2 separate regions of the Homo sapiens genome follow, and region 2 is linked to region 1. A link is a loop called in an ENCODE intact Hi-C map of the cell type or tissue named here. Cell type or tissue: endothelial cell of umbilical vein. All regions are shown on one strand.

Evidence for each region. Hi-C counts contacts between places; a loop is a spot of excess contacts. Peaks named below come from ENCODE experiments on the same cell type or tissue, not always from the same donor. Only the 100,000 strongest peaks of a DNase experiment are listed, where the experiment ranks them.
Region 2: a loop joins it to region 1, with 7 times the contacts of the local background. A loop is called at or near these places in 15 of 110 quality-filtered maps.

What each region holds. Positions count from the first base shown.
Region 1 is chrX:100,667,282-100,675,281 of GRCh38, forward strand. SRPX2 (sushi repeat containing protein X-linked 2) reads left to right here. Exons shown (of 11, transcript NM_014467.3): 9 at 1-126; 10 at 1,967-2,088; 11 at 3,526-8,000. The coding sequence ends at 3,706. It overlaps SYTL4 (synaptotagmin like 4), which reads right to left. Exons shown (of 20, transcript NM_001370165.1): 20 at 7,210-8,000. Among named protein-coding and RNA genes, the nearest start is that of SRPX2, 27 kb to the left of the region's middle. In endothelial cell of umbilical vein, a CTCF peak has its summit at 4,019 (motif pointing right); DNase peaks (open chromatin) are centred at 4,080 and 6,450; H3K27ac peaks cover 2,839 bases.
Region 2 is chrX:100,509,133-100,517,132 of GRCh38, forward strand. No RefSeq gene overlaps it. Among named protein-coding and RNA genes, the nearest start is that of TNMD, 72 kb to the right of the region's middle. In endothelial cell of umbilical vein, a CTCF peak has its summit at 3,527; no DNase peak of the experiment used is centred here.

The sequences.
Region 1 (8,000 bases):
ATTAACGTCAACGTCAACTCAGCTGCTGGTCTCTTGGATCAATTCTATGAGAAACAGCGACTCCTCATCATCTCAGCTCCTGATCCTTCCAACCGATATTATAAAATGCAGATCTCTATGCTACAGGTAAGGCCCACTCCCCTAAAGAGGGCTTAGCTCCTGTAAATTATCCCTTACCTTTTCCAAATCAGAGTTGTTCTCTGCAGCACAAACCTTACCTACTTCCTGAAACTTTTTGTGGATAGCATTTGATCAGTTTTACCATAGACATATTTAGCACATTTAAAAAACTGTTTTTACTGAAAAGGCAATAAAGTCACTGGAGTGGTGGCTGTGACTTGCAGGGAGCTGGGTGAAAGATGGGAAGGGAGTGTGGCAAAGCACTCTGAAGAGACTTGCAAGACAGCTATGATCAAATGTAAATGTTGGGAATTAAGTACATTTATGTTTTCAAGGAATAACAGCGCTAACAAACACTTATGCAGTAAGTGCTATGTAGCTATCCAGTACTGATCTATGGGTTTTACACATATTCATCCAATTCTCACAACAACCCTTTGGAGGTGGATACTATCGTTATCCCCATTGAATAGGTGAGGAAACTGATGCATAGAGATTAAGTCACTTGCCCAAGGTCACTAGCTAGTAAGTGGTGGAGCTGGGATTGAACACAGGGAGTCTGGCTGCAGAATCTGTCCTCTTAGCCACTACCAGTAGCAAAAAAGAAGGAAAAGCGTTATGATATCTCAAAGTAAAATGAGAGAGTTGCATGGCAGTTTTTAACATAAGAGATACCTAGCCAAAGCCACTGGTAGGGAGAGGTCGATAGGACAGAATAAATATGATTATGGGGACTTATAAAAGAACAGGCTAGGTTACTGAAGATAATTCAGGATGTGCTGACAAGACTAAGAGAAGCAGCTCTGGGGAGCTACAAGGGGCTGGATACCCACGTGGGAGAAAAAGCTACTTAGGAGGCTTCTAAAGATTGAATCTTAGAAGTTGCCTAGTGAATATTCAGAGGCCCAGGATGGAAGCAGTTTTACAAAAAAAAAAAAAAAGAAAAAAAAAAAAAAAAGGACCCTGGAGGGTCTAGACCAAAAAGAGGGCCTTATTCATCTAGAGATCCAAAAAGACTGACAAAGGCAACAGTTCCTTTGGAAGCAAGGGAGTAAGAACAAGAAAAGGAACCTGTCAGCAAGCATAGTGACTCTGAGGGTAAGGACTAGAGGGGAAGCCCAAAGATGAAACAGAGGTGGGGTGCCGGGGAGTATTCAAGGCCTCTTTAAACCTCACCCTGGTAAATGGCTAGCAGGTGATCCTGCAAGACAAGGCAGGACAGAGATCTGGGGTAGGACTGCAAGCTGCACTGCCCAGTGCAAGGAAGGTAACAAGGGGTAATGAAAAGAGCACTGGGCACAATTTTGGAGAAATCCTGGAGACCGAGCGAAGGCCCTGGCCAGGTAGCCTATTGGTAAAGAGCACACGCTTGGGCAGGGGGCATCAGTCCTCAGTTTGAATCTTGGCTCAGCATGTTATTGTCACCACCTGGCTTGTGAGGGGTGTTGTGAAGATTAGATTATGTCTACAAAGCATTAGGTTTGTGTATTCAATAAACAACAGCCATTATCATATCACATTGGCTATCCATCAAGAACTTATGTAATTTAAAACCTATGCAAAGCTAAATGATTATGTTCCTGCAATTTACTCATTGCATTTCTCTTCTCTACCCCACTTTGTGTAACTGGTTTCAGTAGAATGAAGGAAACACTGTTGGGGCAAGTACTTCAGGAATGACAGAGGGAACAGGTTGTTGTAGACCCCACAGTGTGATTGCGTGATCATTGGGGGAGAAGGAGCTCCTTTCCCACACTGCTTCATATGGTCCCAGGAGGAATCAGCCAAGTAGCCTTAGGTTTGAACGCACAGCTCTGTTGCATAAAATGTTCTGTCTCCCTCCCAGCAATCCACCTGTGGACTGGATTTGCGGCATGTGACCATCATTGAACTGGTGGGACAGCCACCTCAGGAGGTGGGGCGCATCCGGGAGCAACAGCTGTCAGCCAACATCATCGAGGAGCTCAGGTCCAGGCTGGGAGGCTGCCAAACTTGGGGGGAGGGGGGGCTGGGGCGGGGGGAGAAACCCTAGGCAGGACACTGGCAAAAGCGGACTATGGGGAAACCATCAGACACTACTCTCTTGCGGCACTTCTTGCGTTTGAACTCTTATGGATGCATTAGGTAAGACCAGAGAGTAGTTTCTTTACTTTGGTAGAACATCAGAATCAAATGAGGGCTTAAAATACAGATGACCAGGCCCCATCCTAAACCACCTTAGGAATGTGCTTTTACAAAGGCACCTGAGGGGACTCTGAAGCACAGCCAGGGCTGAGACAGTAAACCCAAACTTGACTCAGATAAGCCCCTGCTCTTGTTTTCTGGCCTCATCTCTTTGCCTTCAGTCTCCAAAGGAGCAAAAGCCATCTTTTTTTTTTTTTTTTTTTTGAGACACAGTTTTGCTCTTGTCGCCCAGGCTGGAGTGCAATGGCACGATTTCAGCTCACTGAAACCTCCACCTCCCAGATTCAAGTGATTCTCCTGCCTCAGCCTCCCGAGTAGCTGGGATTACAGGTGTGCACCACCACACCCAGCTAATTTTTGTATTTTTAGTAGAGACAGGTTTCGCCATATTGGCCAGGCTGGTCTCAAACTCCTGACCTCAGGTGATCTGCCCACCTCCGCCTCCCAACCTGCTGGGATTACAGGCATGAGCCACCATGCCTGGCCGCAAAAGGCATCTTTAAGCACTGAAATCTGAGTAAGATCTATCAAATCCTGGGGAAGAGAACATTAGAGGTGACAGGTGATGGAAGAAGTGGGTCTTTCTCATTATCTATCCAGTATCACCCTTCTAATGCCTTCACATATATTCAGGGCCAATAAAGCCATCACTGCTCTGTTTTAGAGCAGTGCCTCTAAATGATAGAGAAACTATACCTGCCTCTAGGGCACAGTCTCAGTGGGGACAGAAAGATTCAGTCCTAGTTAGAGAAGAGACTAGAAAACCCTCAGAGGGAGACTGCAGACTTGCAGCTACAGATGGAAGAGTTAACCAGAAGGTATTTATCAACCTAAGGGCTGCCATGTATGATGTGCATACACAGCACAGTCTCTGCAGCGGGTGGCCCCTGGAGTCACCCTGTGCAGCCTGCACAGCAATATGTGATAGCCCTGCTTAAAGGGGCCTACAATGAAAGCACCGCCTGTTAATAACAAAGTTGTTGCAGCTGAGGTGAGGAAGGGACAGCTTAGCAGAACTAGATGCATAGAGGCAGCAAGAGTAGAATCTGAACACAGAAAAACAAAGCGACTTGAGACAGGAAGTAGAGGGAATGGGGACCAGGGATGAGGTGGGGAAGGAATTAGTCCATGAGTGGAGCTGCAAAAAGTCAGAGGGTAGTAGAGCCTGTGGGGATGGGTGCCCAGACAAGGTCTCATACCTCCCTGGGCTGTTCTCTCTAGGCAATTTCAGCGCCTCACTCGCTCCTACTTCAACATGGTGTTGATTGACAAGCAGGGTATTGACCGAGACCGCTACATGGAACCTGTCACCCCCGAGGAAATCTTCACATTCATTGATGACTACCTACTGAGCAATCAGGAGTTGACCCAGCGTCGGGAGCAAAGGGACATATGCGAGTGAACTTGAGCCAGGGCATGGTTAAAGTCAAGGGAAAAGCTCCTCTAGTTAGCTGAAACTGGGACCTAATAAAAGGAGGAAATGTTTTCCCACAGTTCTAGGGACAGGACTCTGAGGTGGGTGAGTTTGACAAATCCTGCGGTGTTTCCAGGCATCCTTTTAGGACTGTGTAATAGTTTCCCTAGAAGCTAGGTAGGGACTGAGGACAGGCCTTGGGCAGTGGGTTGGGGGTAGAAGTTCTTCCTTTCCTAACCCGGGCCCCTGCCCAGCTCTCCAAAGTCTTTCAGAAAAGTAAATCCTAAATTCAGTGATGAACTGGCTGTTTTAACTGGTTCCTCTACCCTGAGGTGACAGCAGAGGGCAGCACGAGCACAACAGAAACCAGCTTACACTTTAAGCAAGTGTAGCTGGATTTTCCTTACAGGATGAGGGGTGGGTAGCAGGGTACAAAACATCCTTTTTTTTTTTTTTTTGAGACGGAGTCTTGCCTTGCGCCCAGGCTGGAGTGCAGTGGCGCGATCTTGGCTCACCGCAAGCTCCGTCTCCTGGGTTCATGCCATTCTCCTGCCTCAGCCTCCCGAGAAGCTGGGACTACAGGCGCCCACCACCACACCCGGCTAACGTTTTGTATTTTTAGTAGAGACGGGTTTTGACCATGTTAGCCAGGATGGTCTCTATCTCCTGACCTCGCGATCCACCCGCCTCGGCCTCCCAAAGTGCTGGGATTACAGGCGTGAGCCACCACGCCCAGCCCAAAACATTCTTGAACTTGTTTGTCATTTCCCCTTCTAGGGCACTGGGCAGCAAATGTTATCTGAACCATTGCTTCACTGTTAGAAAAACCCTGCAGTGGGAGAGAGCTTGGTAAGATGTATCCAATCAGAGCAGAATGTTCTCTGGGGCCCTCCAGCTGGCTCACGGGCAAGAACCCCTTCTTCCTGAGGCCTCCCGTTTCTGTAGCAGAAGGCAAACGATTCTCTCCCTTCCTCAGAGGAGTCCCCAGCTTGTTACTTAGGAAACTTCAAAACCACCACTGCAGGTCGTAGGGAAAGAAAAGAAAAACAGACTCAGCCTCATGTATTAACTTCTTCAGATACTTGTCCCCTTTTGAGAGATGAGCACAGAGCAGGTGGGAGCTATAGCAGCACAAAATCAAGCCTTACCAGGCCTAAAATTCGAGGTGGAGCCACACACAGATCCCTGCTCTGACTGCAGTCCCTCTCAATGGTGTGCCAGTGTCTGAAAGACAAGTGTTCTCTCCCTTGCTGCTGAGAGCCTTCTTTCATACAGTCATGGAACCCAGAGTCATAGCTAAGACTCAGCAGCCTCTCTCCTTCAGCTTTACTCAGGGGGTCATCAGTGGATGACTTGAGGGGAGAAGGAAGCAGGCTGGGTGGGGAGGCAGAGCTCATAATGCTCAAGCACTATGTGCCAGGTGCTGTTCTAAACACTCTACTGATTGACTCCGAAGCCTTCACAAGAACCCTATGAGGTAGGTACTGTTATTAACCCCATTTTACAGATGAGGAAATTGAAGCTGAGTGAGATTAGGTAATTTGCCTAAGATCAGACAGCTAGTAAGTGGCAGAGTCAGGATTTCAACACCAGCAGCCTGGCTCTAGAGGCAATGTTCTTCTTAGACATTATGCCATCCTGACGCTACTTCTTTTCCTACTTTCCATTTAAAGACAACTGAAAGCTGTAAGCAAGGAGAAACTTTCCATGTTCTATAATCCTACCCAGACACAAGGCTCAGAGTGGGCTCAGGAGGAAAGAGGGAAATGGAAATGAAAGGGTCTCAACCTGAGAAAATTCAGTCTTGAAAGCGGAGTGATGGGACATAAATCATGAGCCCAGAACAAATTGGGGGAGCAGTGAGTCAGAGAGAATCTCCTTCCACTGGGATTTTAGTGGAAATCTCATTTTTAAAATGCAATATAAAAAATTAGGGAGTTGCTGGGTAGAATGGAACATGGAGGAAATGTTCAAAGTTGGAGCAAAAAGGTCCCTTCTCCCTCTTCCCTCCAGGGAAATATGGGAACTGTGAGAGGCAGCAGGCAAGTTATGGGCAGAGGCAGATACAATGAGTTCATGTGGGAAATTTCTGGTCAGACTAGCTCTGTGGTTCCAAAGGCAAAGACTGCACCTTGGGCGAGATGAATGCCCTTCGTTGTCTTTATCACTAACACTTCAAATGGGGCAAGCCAGGACATACTAGCAGGTCAAAGGCCCAAACAGCGGAGGCCTACTACCTCCTGAACAGAGCTCCACCTGGACCTGACTCAAGGAACATTTATATGCAACTGAGGAGCTTTTGTTTCATTTCATTTTGAATAGTCAAGTCAGTCTTGCTTTCTTTAGGTAAAGTTTTACAGTAACCTCCTTTGTAGTCCTTTGAAGATGAGGATTTGAGAAATCCCAACTCCTAAAGTAGGGGAGAGACAGCAGCAGAATATGACCCACAGCCAGACCCAAAGGGGCTAGCCCGACCCCTGTATATATTGTACCTCTCTCTCTGCCCACCTCTCCCCCACTTCTCCCCACTGCCCCATTCTCTCTTATCCTGCCTATTCCTCTCCCCTATTTCTCTGTCTCTCTCTCTCTCACATACACACACACTCACTCACAAGCAGTACAGTCACTAAGTTGGCTAGGTAATATCCAAAGCATTCTGATTGTCCTACTTTTTGTAAATTGAACTTATTTAAGATATTTTAGAAGAGATGAGTCACGTCTTCCTTTGACCCTTCACCCATAACACACATACCATTCTCACAGGAGGCCACATGGTGCAGTAGAGTCAGACTTTGATTCAAAGCCCAACTCTGTCACGTGACAGTAGGCTTGAGTTTCCTCATCTGTAAAAAGGGAAGATTTCCTACTTCATAAAGTGGTTGGAGAAATTAAAGAAATAGTATATGAAGCCTTGCACATAAAAAGCATTTGATATATATTAATGCCCTTTTGCACAAGAGGTCAAGAATTGCTTGGGTTCTACCTAGAAATCAAGAGCCTTATTTCTGAGCTGGGTTACTTGGCACCTGTGTTATTTCTCTCTCAAAACTACATAATGGTAGGAGGAGTAAAAGAAAAAGTCCCCGCCTCCCAGAGAAATTGAAGGATCCAGAAAGAAGTGCTTATAGCAGGGAATGTCTCCCCTCACCTCCTGTATGAACATCTCTCTCCTTCCTCCAGTATAGGAGGGTCTGCAAAGCTAAAGGAAGAGTTCCTTTGTTACAAGATAGAAAAGTGGTGCCACTTTAAAGATGATTTCTCAGTGTTCTCCTTAGATACCAAATACAAAGGACGAGGGATCAAGCTCAGCGAAAGTATCAGGCATTTAAGGTATCAGGCAGCAATGCGGGGAAAGGTGAATTTTCTTCAATCAGCATAGGATGGTTAGGGAAGAGCATTTATCACTTTGGTTCTTATCCTTCAAGCCAGGGGAAAAGCAACAGTGAGGACATCAGAGACAAAAGCATTTATAGAACTAACAAACACAAACGTTTGACAAGTGAGAAAGCTTTATTAAAGCACACATACATGTCAGGGGGGTGGGAAACAAAAGAGCAAGTTACAGCCCGGGATCCCAAGTTATGCCTTCCATTACAATTGCAATCCACACCAAATCAATCTTTGAAAACATTCCTCCATTCGGTTCATACATACAGTAGAAACCACTGTGGCTGCCCTTAATCCAGTGTGCTTATAGGAAATCAGTTAGCAGCTGACTCTGTTGAAAGGGATTTCCTCTCTGCTATACACTCCTTCCACACACAACTTTGGGTAGAAACGCTTATGAGAATAGAAAGGTCAGTTTGATCAATGAGTACCAGAAGATGAAACTTAGCTCACTAGACCCTTCTTTGAAAAGCCTCAACACACTACACCCATGTAATATGTAGGTCAAATTTAGGAAACAATAGCAAAAACAGGAACTGAAAGCTCATCAAGCAGGAAGTCAGAATAACAGGGAGACTCTGTCTACATTCCCTTAGAGCCCTTAACAGTCCCCAGCCTGGAGAAACACTGGGCCAATTGAGATAACACTTGGCTCTTCTGGTTGACACAGTGGGATGTAGACCATGCTCTGTTTGATAACACACCCCAGACGCAAACACTAAGACAGATGTGGTACATGAGGATGAATATATCTCATCTTTCATTCGAGAAATGAGGAGCTCTCTCTCCAATGACTGCAGTATCAGTTTAAAATGCAGAAAATTCAGCATGGGCTGTGAGACACTTTACCCTCAGTCACTCTGGTCCTCTGAGATCAGCTAGAAGCTCTCACTGG
Region 2 (8,000 bases), 160 kb before region 1:
TAGCTTCACCAGCAATCTTATTCCTCATGTTTTCCTCTGTTTGATTGCCTTAGTATCTCAAAAATATACTATGAGGCCAGTCTATGTATCTGCATAGTGCATTCTACTTTTAGTTTTTACCATTTAAAGAAACACATTTGCATTTCTAATAAATAGAAACACTTGCCTTTTGATTTTTCTGAGGCAACAGAGGTGACAAATTCTCATTACCAGAGCTCTATCTCAAAAGCTGGCTTGTTTGCTCACTTTGATTCCTCATGGAAGTAGATTCTTCAAAAGAAAGAATGTAAATGGCCATCAAACATACAGCAAAGATGCTCAGACTCAACAATTATGAATGAAATATATATTAAAAGAATGCCAAAATACCATTATTCAAACTGGCAAAAATTAAAGCACTGAAATACCCAGTATAGGTAAGGGTTCTAGGAAACAGACTTTCTTATACATTGATTTGTTCTTTGGAGTTTAAGTTGGTACAGCCTTTTTAAAAGAAAATTTGATAAATTCTAACATTGAAATGTGCAGACATGTTGACTCAAGATTTTCATTTCTAGAAAATTTATGCTACACAAAAGCTTCTGTTGTACAAACATATCTGTTGTAGCATAATGTGTATAAAAACTGGAATAAGTGAAATTTCTGTTAATGAGAGAATGGTTACATAGATTAAGACAATGGAATACTATGGGGTCATAGAATGAGAGAAACCTATATGTATTTACATGGAAAAGCATCCATGATATTGACCAATGAAAAGTACAGAAGAGCCTATAAAATATTATTCAATGTTTATAAGCCAAAACTAATTTATATATGTCTGAATATATACATTTTTGATATGCATATGAAAATTCTGAAGTTATTCCAATCTATCAATAATAGTTACCTCTGGGGAGTAAGATTAATGGCATGGTGGATCCTCACTTCTGTAACACTGAAATTTCTTCACAACGTAATAGCTCTTTTGTAATTTTTAAACATGTATATCTGGAAGCAAAGAAAGAAAAAAGGAAGGAAGGAGGACTAACATTTGCTTAGAATCCTCACTAAGATCAAAAAGAACTACATTTGAAAAATAGCCAGGAATCATAAGGCCTTTGTTTTATTTGATGTCTTCTAGACTTGAGCTTATAGGGAAAGCTCTCTAGGCCATTGAGCACAAAGGTTCTTGTAAAGAGCTCAATCCCTCCTAACAGAAAACTCGTGTGGTTTTATGTTGTCATGCTAGTGATTAGGGCATCCCACACCCCTTGGGGAGAGAAGAAAGTGTGACAATTGCTTTAGCCCTTGAAAGAAAAATGGATTTAAATGCAAAAGGAAAATTTTCTCATTTTTTCTTATGTTAATTATTTGAATATATACATATACATGTACATATACATGTATGTATGTATCAGCAGGAACTATCTTCCCTCAGCCACACATGAGAATGTATCCCCAGTTGTCAGAGGTTGCTGGCCAGATCCTTGCTATTCCCAGTGTCTAAAGTTAGGCAGATAAGGGGCCGTGCAAAGTTATACTGAGAATCTGAACAGATGAATGATCCAAACACTGAAAGAAGAGAAAAGGCCAGGGTTCTGGTGGAGGGTTGAAGAGGCAGCCTCTTTTTGCCTCCAACTCCAGACTATGTGACCATCTCATTGTTAGACCTATGTTTCTCATAATATGTCTTGAGGGAAAAAAGTCTAATCTCATCTTAAAGACGAGTATCCTTCTTGGTAAGACTATAATAGTGTATTCAGTCAGCACCCTGACCTTTCTTGCCTTCACCTAGCTGAAATGTGTAGTTGTATAATTAACCAGAAACCAATTAATTTATGCAACTCTTTACCATCACTTTCATTTTCATAATGAAGACCATTCCTACCAATTCTGACCCTCACAACGGCAATAATCAATATTAAAATTACACGGCTTAGCCTGAACAAAGGATGAGAAAAATAATGAAATAAATAAAAGTTAACAAACACCAAAAAGCACAACTTATGTTGTTACAGCCATATTTCTTTATATAACAAGAATCATTTTCAGAATAGCAGAGACTACAGTTTGACAACCCCTTGTGTGAGCTATTGGCCTGAAAAACACAGCCTTGTAATTATTTAAGGGAAAATGGGCATGGAATTTAGACAGAAGGAATGTCCAGATAAGTCCATATTTGGAGAATAAAAACAAAATACTAGATTACACTGTGTAGGTATGATAGACCCGTACTTACCTGGGAAAGGTAATAAAAAGTTGGCACAAATAGGATGCCAACAGCGTAGTGTATCTCAACAATTCTGGAGGCAGGAAATCTTCACAAGGTAATATATTTGATTTGAGCTTTTTCATCAGCTGTACTAAGTGAAGAATCATTACTTGTGCCCAATCATTTAGGAGTCTGGAGTCTTCAAAGCTCAAGGAGTAGGGGTTGGAGGCCCTTTAAATTCTTGCTAATGTGTGATCCCCAGACTAGTAATATAAGCATCACCTGGGAGGTCATTAGAAATGCAGAATCACAGCCCCCATTCCAGACATAAATCAGAATCTGCGTGTTAACAAGGTGCCCAGGTGATCTGAGATGTGCTGCTCTGGATGTTAGCTGGGAGTTGCACTTGCCTGATTTCAAGCACCAGAGCCATGTCTCCAGTAGCTAAATCCCAGCATCTACCCCTATTCCTAGTCTGACAGCCAAACTCTTAGGAGATAGAAGTGCACAATGGTATTAGCTGATGGTCTGATCAACCAACATTTATTAAACTTCTACTGTGTACCCAGCCAAGGGTTAGGCCCTTAGAGAGACAAAAGATGAAGCCCCCTATTTTCAAGAACTGAATCTTCTTGCTGGGGGAAGAGAAGAGAGGCATATCCATATGCCAATCCACTTCCTCACCTTCTCTCCCTTTCTTTCTCCTATTCTAGCCACAACAGAACTGATCCCTGTTCTCCAAACGTGCCCTGTGCTTTTCTGCCTTCGTACTCAATATTCTGTCCACCTGCAACTTTTCCTGTCCACCCCATCTTCAACTACATACACCTCAAAATCCAGCTCCTGCCTACCCTAAATTACTCTGCCTACCATCCCCCCAGAGTGCATTTCTATATGCACCTTCACCATTATCCGGTTAACACTTGGCTTCAAGCTAGCTGAAAAGATTGACGTTTTTTGAAGCTAAAAAGAAACTTCAGGTGGAATTTCCCATTCTCCCAGCTAAACATAATAACCCTCTTAATGCTTGTACTTAGGGTGATCCTAGAACTGTCTCTTCTTCCAAAATGTTTCAGTTCATTGCCAAAGCACTGTTGAGGTTAAAGATTGTTAAAATGTCTCACCTAGCTTAAAATCAAATTTTAGGACTTCATCAAAATTTGAAATGTTTTATTCAGGGATCAAAATATTGGTCCCCAAACACTGGGCTTCTCCCAAAATATTTCTCACTCCCCTACATGGCTTACACAAAGAAACAAACACACGAACACACACAAACTCAGAGGCCCAAAGCAAGTCACCTGCATTGTCAAACACTGGGTGTAATTCTCAGTGAATACTCTAGATGGTAGCATTGTGCATTTTATTCTCCTATTCTTTTCATTGATTTTTCTAATTCATCATTTTATATATCAGGAAAGACATGTGTGGAGGGGGAGAAAGGTCAAATATTAATTTAATATTAATATGAATCTATAATTAGTTGAAAATTAATAACAATATTAAAAACTTTTCCAACATTTTGTTGCCTCTTAGGCCAATTTCCTGACTCCCTTTTCCCTATTGCTCAAATTCTTGGTTGACACCATTGACTGACTCCACTATCTCATATCGCACTCACTTTCCAACCCTTTGCCATCTTCCCTACCCAACCCTTCTAAAATTATTATTTCATTAACCTCCCCAGTGATTTCCTACTAGCTAAACCCAACTGCCTCTTCTTAGGGCTCATCCTAATTCATTTCTCTGAAACATTTGCGAGGTAATTAACTTTCTCCTTTTTTTCCTCGCAATTTTCCCAACTTCTTTATTTTGAAATGTTTCAAACCTACAAAAAATTGAAAGAATACCACAAAGAGCAGCCACATACTTTCACTTAGATTGACTATTTAACCTGTTACCATACTTCCTCCATCCTTCTTTCATTCTCCCTTGCTCCCTCTCCCTCCCTTTCCAACTTCCCCTCTCTCTTTCCAGATATCATGGCACTCTAGATACTTCAGCATACGTTTCCTAAGTTGCAGATATTATTATACTTGAACCTTAAGTTCCTCAACATGCATCTCGGGAATAAGTACATCCTCCTACGACACCTCCTTCTTGAAATTCTTTACTTTCCTTTCCTACCATTGATTCTTCTTCTACCTCTGACAACACTTTTCTAGAGGCCTAAGGTAGAGAGGGTGGAGCAGGGCAATGAGTCTGGCCCTGGTTTAGCCAAAAATCAACTCTGTGATTTGAAAGAAAAAAAAATTTGCTTAATTATAAAAATAACACATGTCCGTTGTAGAAAACAGGGGAAATACAAAGTTTAAAGAACATAAAAACCATCTAAACCTACTATCTAAAGATGATTACTCGAAAAACATTTTTTTAGTCTTTCCCAAAGCATAATCTATTTTATACAGTTGAGCTGGTATGATAAATACAATTTTCTATCCTGTTTTTTCACTTAACATTGAAAATAAGCATTAAAAACTTTCCATAAAACATTTTTATTGGCTGAATATTATTCTATTATTTTGTTCAATGTAATCTTGAAGAAAAGATGAAACTTCCATTTTAAAAATGAGCAAAAGGCTTAAAGAGCAATTCATAAATGAATACAAATGGCCAAAAGTTTATGAAAAAAGTATTTAACTAGTAATAAAAGATAATTTCAAGCTAAAATGACACCATTTTTATCTATCAAACTGACAAAAAATGTTTTTAAAAAAGAAATAATAACCATGGTTGGAAAAAATGAGAGGAAACAGACAAATACTACTGATTAGAATACAAATTAGTATTTTTTTTTGGATAAAATTTGCAGTGCATAATTTTGAAAACCTTAAAAATATACATACACTTTAGCAAATATGTTTGTAGGAATTCATTCTAACAATATAATTGGGCCATTGCACCACAATACATGCACAAAGATGTTCATAACTGTGATTTATTACAGATTGTTTCCAATCTATTGCTAAATAAAAATAATATGAAATTAACTAAGTAGATTATCGCACAACCATACAACATAATACTAAGCAGCCACTAAGCATATTGTTGAATAATAAAATTACAAGAAAACTATGGGCTCGGATGGGTGGCTCACGCCTGTAATCCCAGCACTTTGACAGGCCAAGGTGGGCAGATCACGAGGTCAGGAGATCGAGACCATCCTGGCTAACACGGTGAAACCCCGTCTCTACTAAAAAATACAAAAAATTAGCCAGGCGTGGTGGTGGGCTCCTGTAGTCCCAGCTACTCGGGAGGCTGAGGCAGGAGAATGGCGTGAACCCGGGAGGCAGAGCTTGCAGTGAGCCAAGATCGTGACACTGCACTCCAGCCTAGGCGACAGAACAAGACTCTGTCTCAAAAAAAAAAAAAAAAAAAGAAAGAAAACTATGATTTTTCTGTTACATATTTCTATATTCCTTGAGGTTTTTCCAATAAACATGCATTGCTTCTGTAATGAGTAGAAAACAAAGATTTTTAAATATTGTAGAAATATTTATTAGCATGAAATATATTAACAATAAATTGATGATTGAATAAAACCATTTATAGAAAACATGCATTGTATGATGCTATTTTAATGGCTTTAATAATATAATTTACACACCATAAAGTTCATCCATTTAAAGTGAACAATTCCATGGTTATTAGTATATTTACGGAGCTGTGCAACCATCACCATGATCTAATTTTAAAACATTTTCATCATCGCAAAGAAAGTCCTCTCCCATCCTCCCATCCCCATCTTCAGCCCTAGACTACCACTAGACTACTTTTCATCTGTATGGATTTGCCATTGTAGAAATTTCATATACATGAGATCATACCATATGCAGTCTTGTGATTTCTTTCATTTAACAGTATTTTCAAGTTTCATCCATGTAGTATGTATCCGTAATTTAATTTTTTATGAATGAATGATATTCCATTGTGTGGATATAACACATTTTATTTACCCATTCATCAGTTGATGGACATTTTGGCTTCTTTTCATTTATCAGCCATTATGGATAATGCTGCGAGTTTTTGTGTGAACATGTTTTACTTTTTTGATAACTAGGAGTGGAATTGCTAGGTCATATGTTTATACTAGGTTTAACTTTTGGAGAAACTGTCAAACTGTTTTCCACAGAGACTGCACCATTTTACATACATACCAGCAATGTATGAGGGTCACAATTTCTCCACATTCTCACCAGCACTTGTTGTTATCTATCATTTATTATTGCCATTCTAGTATGTATGAAGTGGTATCACTTTATGATTTTGATTTTCATTTTCTTAATGACTAATGATATTGAGCATCTTTTCACATGCTATTGGCCATTTGTATATCTTCTTTGGAGAAAAACGTCTATTCAAACCTTTGCCTGTTTTTGTTTTTAAAAATTGAGTTGTCTTTTTATTACTGAGTTCTTTACATGTTCTGGATACCAGTTCCAAGTCTTATATATGACTTTACAAATATTTTCTCCCAGTCTGGGAGCTATCTTTTCACCTTTTCAATATCATTTAAAAGACAAAAATTGTAACTTTAATGAAATTCAGTTATCTTTTTTTTTTTAATGGCTGCTGTTATTCGTATCATATCTAAGAAAATGCTGCTTAACCCAAGGTCACAAAAAATTTACTCCTATGTCTCCTTGTAAGAGTTCTATACTTTTACATCTTACATGTAGGTCTATGATCCCTTTTGAGTTAATTTTTGTGTATGGTGTACTATGGGGTTTCAAATTTACTCTTTTGTATATGGGTATCCATTGTCTCAGCACTATCTGTTGAAAATGCTATTCTGTGTTCAGTGAATTGTCATGGTCCCTTTGTAAAAAATCAATTGATCATAAATATTAAAGCATATTTCAGCACTTTCAATTTTATTTCATTGATCTATATCTCTATACTATGCCAGCATCACATCTTGTTATCTTTAAGCTATATTAATGAAGAGAAAAAGACTGAAAATAAATGGATTAAATCATCAAAAATAAAATATTTTATTGCATGTACGTACCATATGTATTTAACTACTTTCCTCTTCGGGGGCATTTTAAGCTACTTACAGACTTTCACTCTGGTAAGTAACACTGTGATGAGCATCCTTCCACAAACCTGCTGTATTTCAAGTTACTTTCTTAAGATAGATTCCAATCAATGCACCCATTCAGTCAAGAGTAAGAGTGTTTTTAAGATTCTTTAGATATATAGATGAGAGAGAGAAAATGAGAGAAAGAACAAGAGGAAAGAAGGAAAGAAACGTGTGTGTTTGTATGTATACATACATGTCAAAATTAATTTACATATAATCTGTACCAGTTTACACCCCCAACAAGATGTATTACTTAGAGAAAGTCACCCATATTCTCTGTGTCTCAGATTTTTCATCTATCCAGTGAAAATTTGTTTACAAGAATGTTAGAAGCATCAAATAAAATCCTTGTTACAGTGGAGCTATAACAAGTTTTTAAAGTTCTGTAGACATATAGGGTATTGTTATTTCCATTTATTTTGTCCAATTATGATCAATATGCATTTAGTGAGCATCTACTTCCTGCAGAGAACTATGAGTGGCACAAAAATAAAGCAAAAATTAATTAAAAATTAATTCATTGACAAGATGGTAAGCTACTTGGAGACAGAAACCATATCTCATAGAGGATATAAGAAAAGCATTATAGTACAAAAGAATATGATAGCTGTTACAACAGATGTTACAAACACAATCATTTGGATTCACAGAAGATGAGGAGATTAATTTCAGCCAGGGAAATGAGAAAGACTTCCCAAAAGAGGTAGTATTTAGGGTAGG